Linked DNA regions of Homo sapiens: region 1 is linked to region 2. Evidence: chromatin contacts called from ENCODE Hi-C or POLR2A ChIA-PET data. All regions are on one chromosome and are shown on one strand. The core of a region is the stretch at or near the end of the contact, and the rest is flanking DNA. Distances in the headings are between cores, read along the strand shown.

Region 1 (2,700 bases), core at 136-2,635, 290 kb after region 2:
AAATATGGGGAAAAATGAAGATAAAAGCCCAGCAGAGTACAGTCATAGTAAAGGTAAGCAGGCAGGCACCATTAAATGATGTAAACAGACTGGCGAGGCCACCAGGCAAGATGGGACTCAACCTGTGGGAACTGCATGATTCTCCCAATAGGGTTAATGTCCCAAGCAATCCAATCCCTAGAGATCTGGAAAGGTTAGTACAAAACCCCTTATTATTTAAGTTTGTCTGTTAAAATCCTCCCCAATAAGTTTACTTTTCTCATCTTTTTCCAATTTTCTTCTTCTTACTATACCTTTATTATTCTTCTCTTAGTCTCACCTCTCATCTTACTGCTTTCTTCCTGAATAAACCTGACCTATAGAGGACAACAAACCACACTGGTAAACTCTAAGACTGGCATTCACTAACAATGTGGTTCTTGAATCCCAATTTAAAATTATTTTAATGCATCCTGGCTCCCAGTGTAATTATTTTAAAGTATTATAGCATCTAATTGTCGGATATCTGAAAGCAAATTGACTCTGGAGAAAGCTTAGCTCGCTGGAAATAAACACTCTAAAGAAATGCTTCACCAACATTGTGTTACATTTGTAAAGCCACTTCTCAGACACTTTCAAGTCTTTGAGCTCAATCACTTAGCAATGCTGCACCCTCTAAGTCTACACAATAGCAGCACATCTGCCAATAATGCGGTAACGGATGGGGAAACTCCTGTGGACAGAAGTGAGAAGCCCAAGGCCACTCGCCTCGCCAGGGGATGGAGCTGTAACTGACACCTATGTCAAGCTGATGAAGAACGCCCTATTTCTACTACATCTAAACCCTTTACACAACCAGCCTCCCCAGATTAATGCAGGTGTTACTTCAATGACAGTAAGACACCCTCCTGAATCTCCAGACCCTGCATACCTTCACAGAATACAAACCTTTGGGAGGAGTGAGGCTGACTCCATTTTTAAGGCACCACTGTACTGGCAAAATCCCCAAAGAATCTGCATGGCACAGCATTGACAGTTTACTTGGTTCAGGTCTTAGGTCATCAATAGTCACTTGAAAAAAGTGATTGTTAAAAACCTAAAAGAAAAAAAATGGGGGAGCCAAAGGTTAATTCTTTAGAGTTACATATAATGCTAGTATAAAATAGTGGCAGAGCTTCCAAAGGCAATTAATATAGTTCATCAAAATGATTTGAATACAAACTGGCATTTTCAATGTCCATTACTAAATTAATTCAGCTGATAAAAAGTTAGAATTGACTGCTGTGGTCCTATTAATGAAAAGATAAATAACTAGGTTATCTGGAAGAGTGAGAATGAACAAAATCAAAGACTTAGAGAAGTCAACCAATGGCTATAGCTTGAAGAAAAATGAATGGAGGAAGTCAGACAGACAAACCCCAGCTTAGATGACAGCCAAGACAGGAACTGAAAAGTGAAACCGTTTCTCAGTGTCCACAGCCAGCACCAAACTCTTTACACCAGATCACTCAAGAATCTCCAAGATCTGGCTTGGAGCTTTCTAGCCTCCTCCTGCACCTTTTCCCTCAGAACACCCCACCCTCCAGCCCGAGAGGAAATCGTTCACACTAAGCCTCATGGACTACAACAACCCCCAATGCCATGTTTAAGCTATCAAAACACAGTGCGTTTTCAAGGTACATCTCATATTTCAATGCTTCTGATCTGGCTGGAATAAACCGCCCTCACTCTGCGCTCCTAAAATTTCAGACTTCAACTTCTGTATTGAAAACTCTCATTCCTTCCTAGACCGATTACACATCAGTCTTCCAATGCCATAGAGCATAAGTTATTAGAGGAGAGTGATGTCTTTTTGTTAACACAAGTATTTCCAAATGCATAGAAAGTGCTTTGTACATAGGAACGGGATAAATGTCCACTGAATATAAGAAGAAACATCAATGAAGAAATAAGAACAAGACATGCCGATAAACAAAGCAGAGGGTAAAAATCAGATGGACCATCACTGAAAAGCAAGATGGATTTAAGTAACTTAGTATCTAAAACAGGCCAGAAAAAAAGATCCCTTTCCCAATTCAACAGACATAACCCAGTCTTTCTTAGGAAACCTTGAGAGTTTTACAAAGCTATGATTCCTGGCCCCTTCATTTTTTTTCTGGAAGCAATTTAGTTCAAAGTGAAGCAGGAAAGGAAATTCACTTCTGTTCTTGCCTGTGCTAATTTTGGTAAATAGTTTACTGAAGGTTTGCCTGTGAAAGTCAACTTCAAGCAACAAAGGATCAGATGGGGCCTTCCCAGTGAGGTCATGTCCGAGAGCCCTGTTGAGAATCTCATCCTCCCACCACCTGAAAGGATTATGAAAATCCTTTGACTTCTATCATTTTCACTCTGCTGGGCACCTGGACTCCACTGGACAGTCCTGAAAACTGATGCACGGCGATCTGGCTCAGGGTGCAAAGCCAAGTGCCTACCAACAGGGAAACTAACACCAAGGCCTCCTGGGGTCCTCACTGCTACCGGGGGGCACAGTCCCAGGACCCCAACATCCCTGCCTTGGTGTATTTTTCTCCTTAGCATTTAATATGTAACATACTAGATTTATTTACTTATTGATTCTGTTTATAGTCTGTCTCCCTCCATTAAAATAAAAGCTCCACAATGGGAACATTGTCCAGAATTGAGCCTATGAATGCTCAATAAATATCTGTTAAATTACTGTTA
Region 2 (2,769 bases), core at 104-2,603:
CTCATACCTGTAATCCCGGCACTTTGGGAAGCCAGGGTTGGGGGATCTCATGAGGCCAGGAGTTTAAGACCAGCCTGGGTCATACAGTGAGACCCCATCTCAACAAAAAAAAAAAATTGTTTTAAAACTTATCAAGGTGTAGCAGTGCACCTCTAGTCCCAGCAACTCAGGAGGCTGGAGGGGATCACTTGAGCCCAGACCCCATCTCTAAATAATAAATAAAAACTCTTCTTTGAACTTTCATGTTTTCAGGTTAAGTAGTCCTAGTGAAATAAAATCCTTTTCAAGATAGCATTGTCTTCCTATCTAGCTCACAAGTTTCAAGACGGTTGGGATGGTGTGGGTCTTAGTCATTGCGATAATCCTAGGTTCGGCACAGGGTCTGCCATGCAACAAAGGTTTACTGAATTTAATATTTTGAATTCTCCAATTATTGGCATTGTTCGTTTCTGGACATGTTCTTTTTACCCATTGCATCATCAAGACTACCTATCAGTACAGCTGTGATGGCAGTTACAATATTAAAACACTTCCCAACCCCATGGTCCCTCTCCCAGATATCCTGGTCACCTGATAGGATGATTCCACCTATCATCCTCTGGACCTTCTAGAACTTTCCACCATCCAGCAACTAAAGGGTTAACACCCACTGCAGCTGGGAGCTTCCAGGACCCTGCTGATTGGCCAATGCCTGGTGCCCTGCCTTGAAACAGCTTTGAAGTATTTTAAATATAATCCTGACTCCAGTGTTATTAATACATGAACAAGAATAACACTTTAAGGGAGATCAATTTAAATAATAAACCACAAGTGTTACCAAATGCTTCTCCCTTTCATCTGTAATATCTGAATCAACAGTTGCCGAGCTGTGGCCAGAGGTGGCACTTCAGGACAAAGGCATAAGATACTACATCAGAGAACAGGCAGAGGAAGCAGCCACAGTCCTGGGATGGGGAAGTGCTAAAGGGACCATCAAGGCTAAGAGCTAGCCTGTTCTGCTAAGGAGACTGCAAGAATAGTATCACACTCTTAAAATCTCCCTAAAATACCAAGTTTATAGAAATGAAATCAGACAGCCCCTTCAAAACTTTGAGTAGATACTCACTTGCTGAATAATTTAGGAAGCTTTTTAGAGCTGATTTTGTTTGGGCGTCTTTATTGTTGTATTCTGTTTTATTGTATTTTTAATTTATGTTCTGGGATAGCAGGAAAGGCCCTGGAAAAGGAACTAGAGACAGAACAAGAAAATACCTTTCTATGGTTGCCTCCTTTCTTTCCTCTCCATAGAAAAGCATAGAAAAATAAGTGCTTTGCACATTATGGACACCTGGAGAGGCTTTTGCTTTGTGGTTTGCAAAGGAAATGTTCTGAGTTGTTGCTTGAGAGACAAAATTTCTAGCAGTAACCCTCAAAGCTATAGGTGTTAGGCAAGTCTTTTTTGGCAAGAGATAATAGTAGGAGACATGTATATTTTCCATTACCTGACTTAGAAAATTTAAATAAAGGATAAGAAACAACAAAAGCGATCTTTCCATTTTAGTACATACACTTTGCTGCTTGATAACCCATTTTATGTATATCATAATTAATTAGACTGATCTGCAGTTGAACATTTGGGTGGTTTCAAGTCTTTTGCTCTTTGGGTCAATGAATTGAACAATTGATTTTTTGCATATATATCTGCATATGTTTAATTGATGAGTCAAAGGTTATGTGTATGTTTTTAGTGAGAAAGGCAAGTTGTAGAATACGATCTGTCATAGAAGTCTGTATTGTATTTTCAATGGGTGTTTATATGTTCGTTAATGTATAAGTGTATAAAGAAATCATGTATTTCTGGAAGGTCATGTAAGAAATTGCTAAATTTCCTAGAGGTGATTACCTCTAGGAAACAGGGATGAGAGTGAAGGTAATATTTCACTTTTATATCTGTTAGACATTTTTATCAAGATTCCCATTACTTTTATAATAATTATTAATAAAACAACGCATGAGTTAGACCAAGAGAAAAGCCACAAATCAGCTGAGTTATGAGTCAATAAGGGCCTTTTGTATATAATTAGCACATTTCAAAGCAGTTTGTATTTCATGGAAAAAAATCCAGAAATCCAGATAAAAAGTCAGAGTCACCTTGAATTGGGATTGAAATAAGCATACGTAGCACTCCTCCCTTCAATTAAGTTTGAAAAGTTCAGGTTTACAGGGAAGTGGAGCCCAGGGAGCCCAGGGATTAAGCATTCAGGAGTCAGAATCTGATTTTCTAGGACTGAAACCTCCCATGCTATTAACAAGCTTCGAAACAAGCTGAGTAAGTTACTTTCTCTTTCTTGGTCTCAGTTTCCCCACTGAAACATGAGGAAAAAAAGAGTACTTTTTACCTCATTGAGTAATTGTGAGGGTTAAAGAGATAATTCATGCAGCACTCAGCACAGAGTCTGAAGAAAGTCCTCTATAAATGTTAATTATGTTTACTATCACTATTATTTTATAGAAAAAGCAGCACATCTGAAAACAATAATTTATCAACTCATGTTTACTGCACTAAGATAAACATAATATACAAATAAAATTTCCCCAATCCAAGAAAAAATGAATATTAACAGTTGTACAAATATTCAGGCTTCCCTAAGATGATGACTTCCATCAAAGCAGGTAGAGGTACATTGTTTTCAATTATTTATCACAGCAAGTTACCATCGCAGATCAATTTCAGCATGTCAAGAAGCTATATTTAGGTTCTGTGGGCCAGCATCTCCCAAATTCAGCATG

Evidence for each region. A loop is a pair of places that touch in the nucleus more often than their neighbours do. ChIA-PET counts read pairs that join two places held with the same protein, here RNA polymerase II (POLR2A). Pooled maps may share reads with other maps.
Region 1: a map of natural killer cell shows a loop between it and region 2 (10-fold over the local background). The contact joins two enhancer-like sites. A Hi-C loop is called at or near these places in 1 of 168 maps with a recorded cell type or tissue (natural killer cell) and 2 of 50 pooled maps. POLR2A ChIA-PET finds 5 or more read pairs at or near these places in 3 of 52 experiments (HEK293, activated CD4-positive, alpha-beta T cell and naive thymus-derived CD4-positive, alpha-beta T cell).

Annotation. Positions count from the first base shown.
Region 1 is chr10:7,242,631-7,245,330 of GRCh38, forward strand. It overlaps SFMBT2 (Scm like with four mbt domains 2), which reads right to left. Exons shown (of 21, transcript NM_001387889.1): 9 at 928-1,075. Among named protein-coding and RNA genes, the nearest start is that of SNORD129, 57 kb to the left of the region's middle. Within about 2 kb of position 1,386, at least 3 of the 41 ENCODE cell types and tissues checked have a DNase peak (open chromatin) inside an H3K27ac peak, as active enhancers do; they include natural killer cell, where a contact is called at or near this core.
Region 2 is chr10:6,957,543-6,960,311 of GRCh38, forward strand. All of the region lies in intron 2 of LOC105376387 (a long non-coding RNA gene), which reads right to left. Among named protein-coding and RNA genes, the nearest start is that of LINC02665, 140 kb to the right of the region's middle. Within about 2 kb of position 1,354, at least 2 of the 41 ENCODE cell types and tissues checked have a DNase peak (open chromatin) inside an H3K27ac peak, as active enhancers do; they include natural killer cell, where a contact is called at or near this core.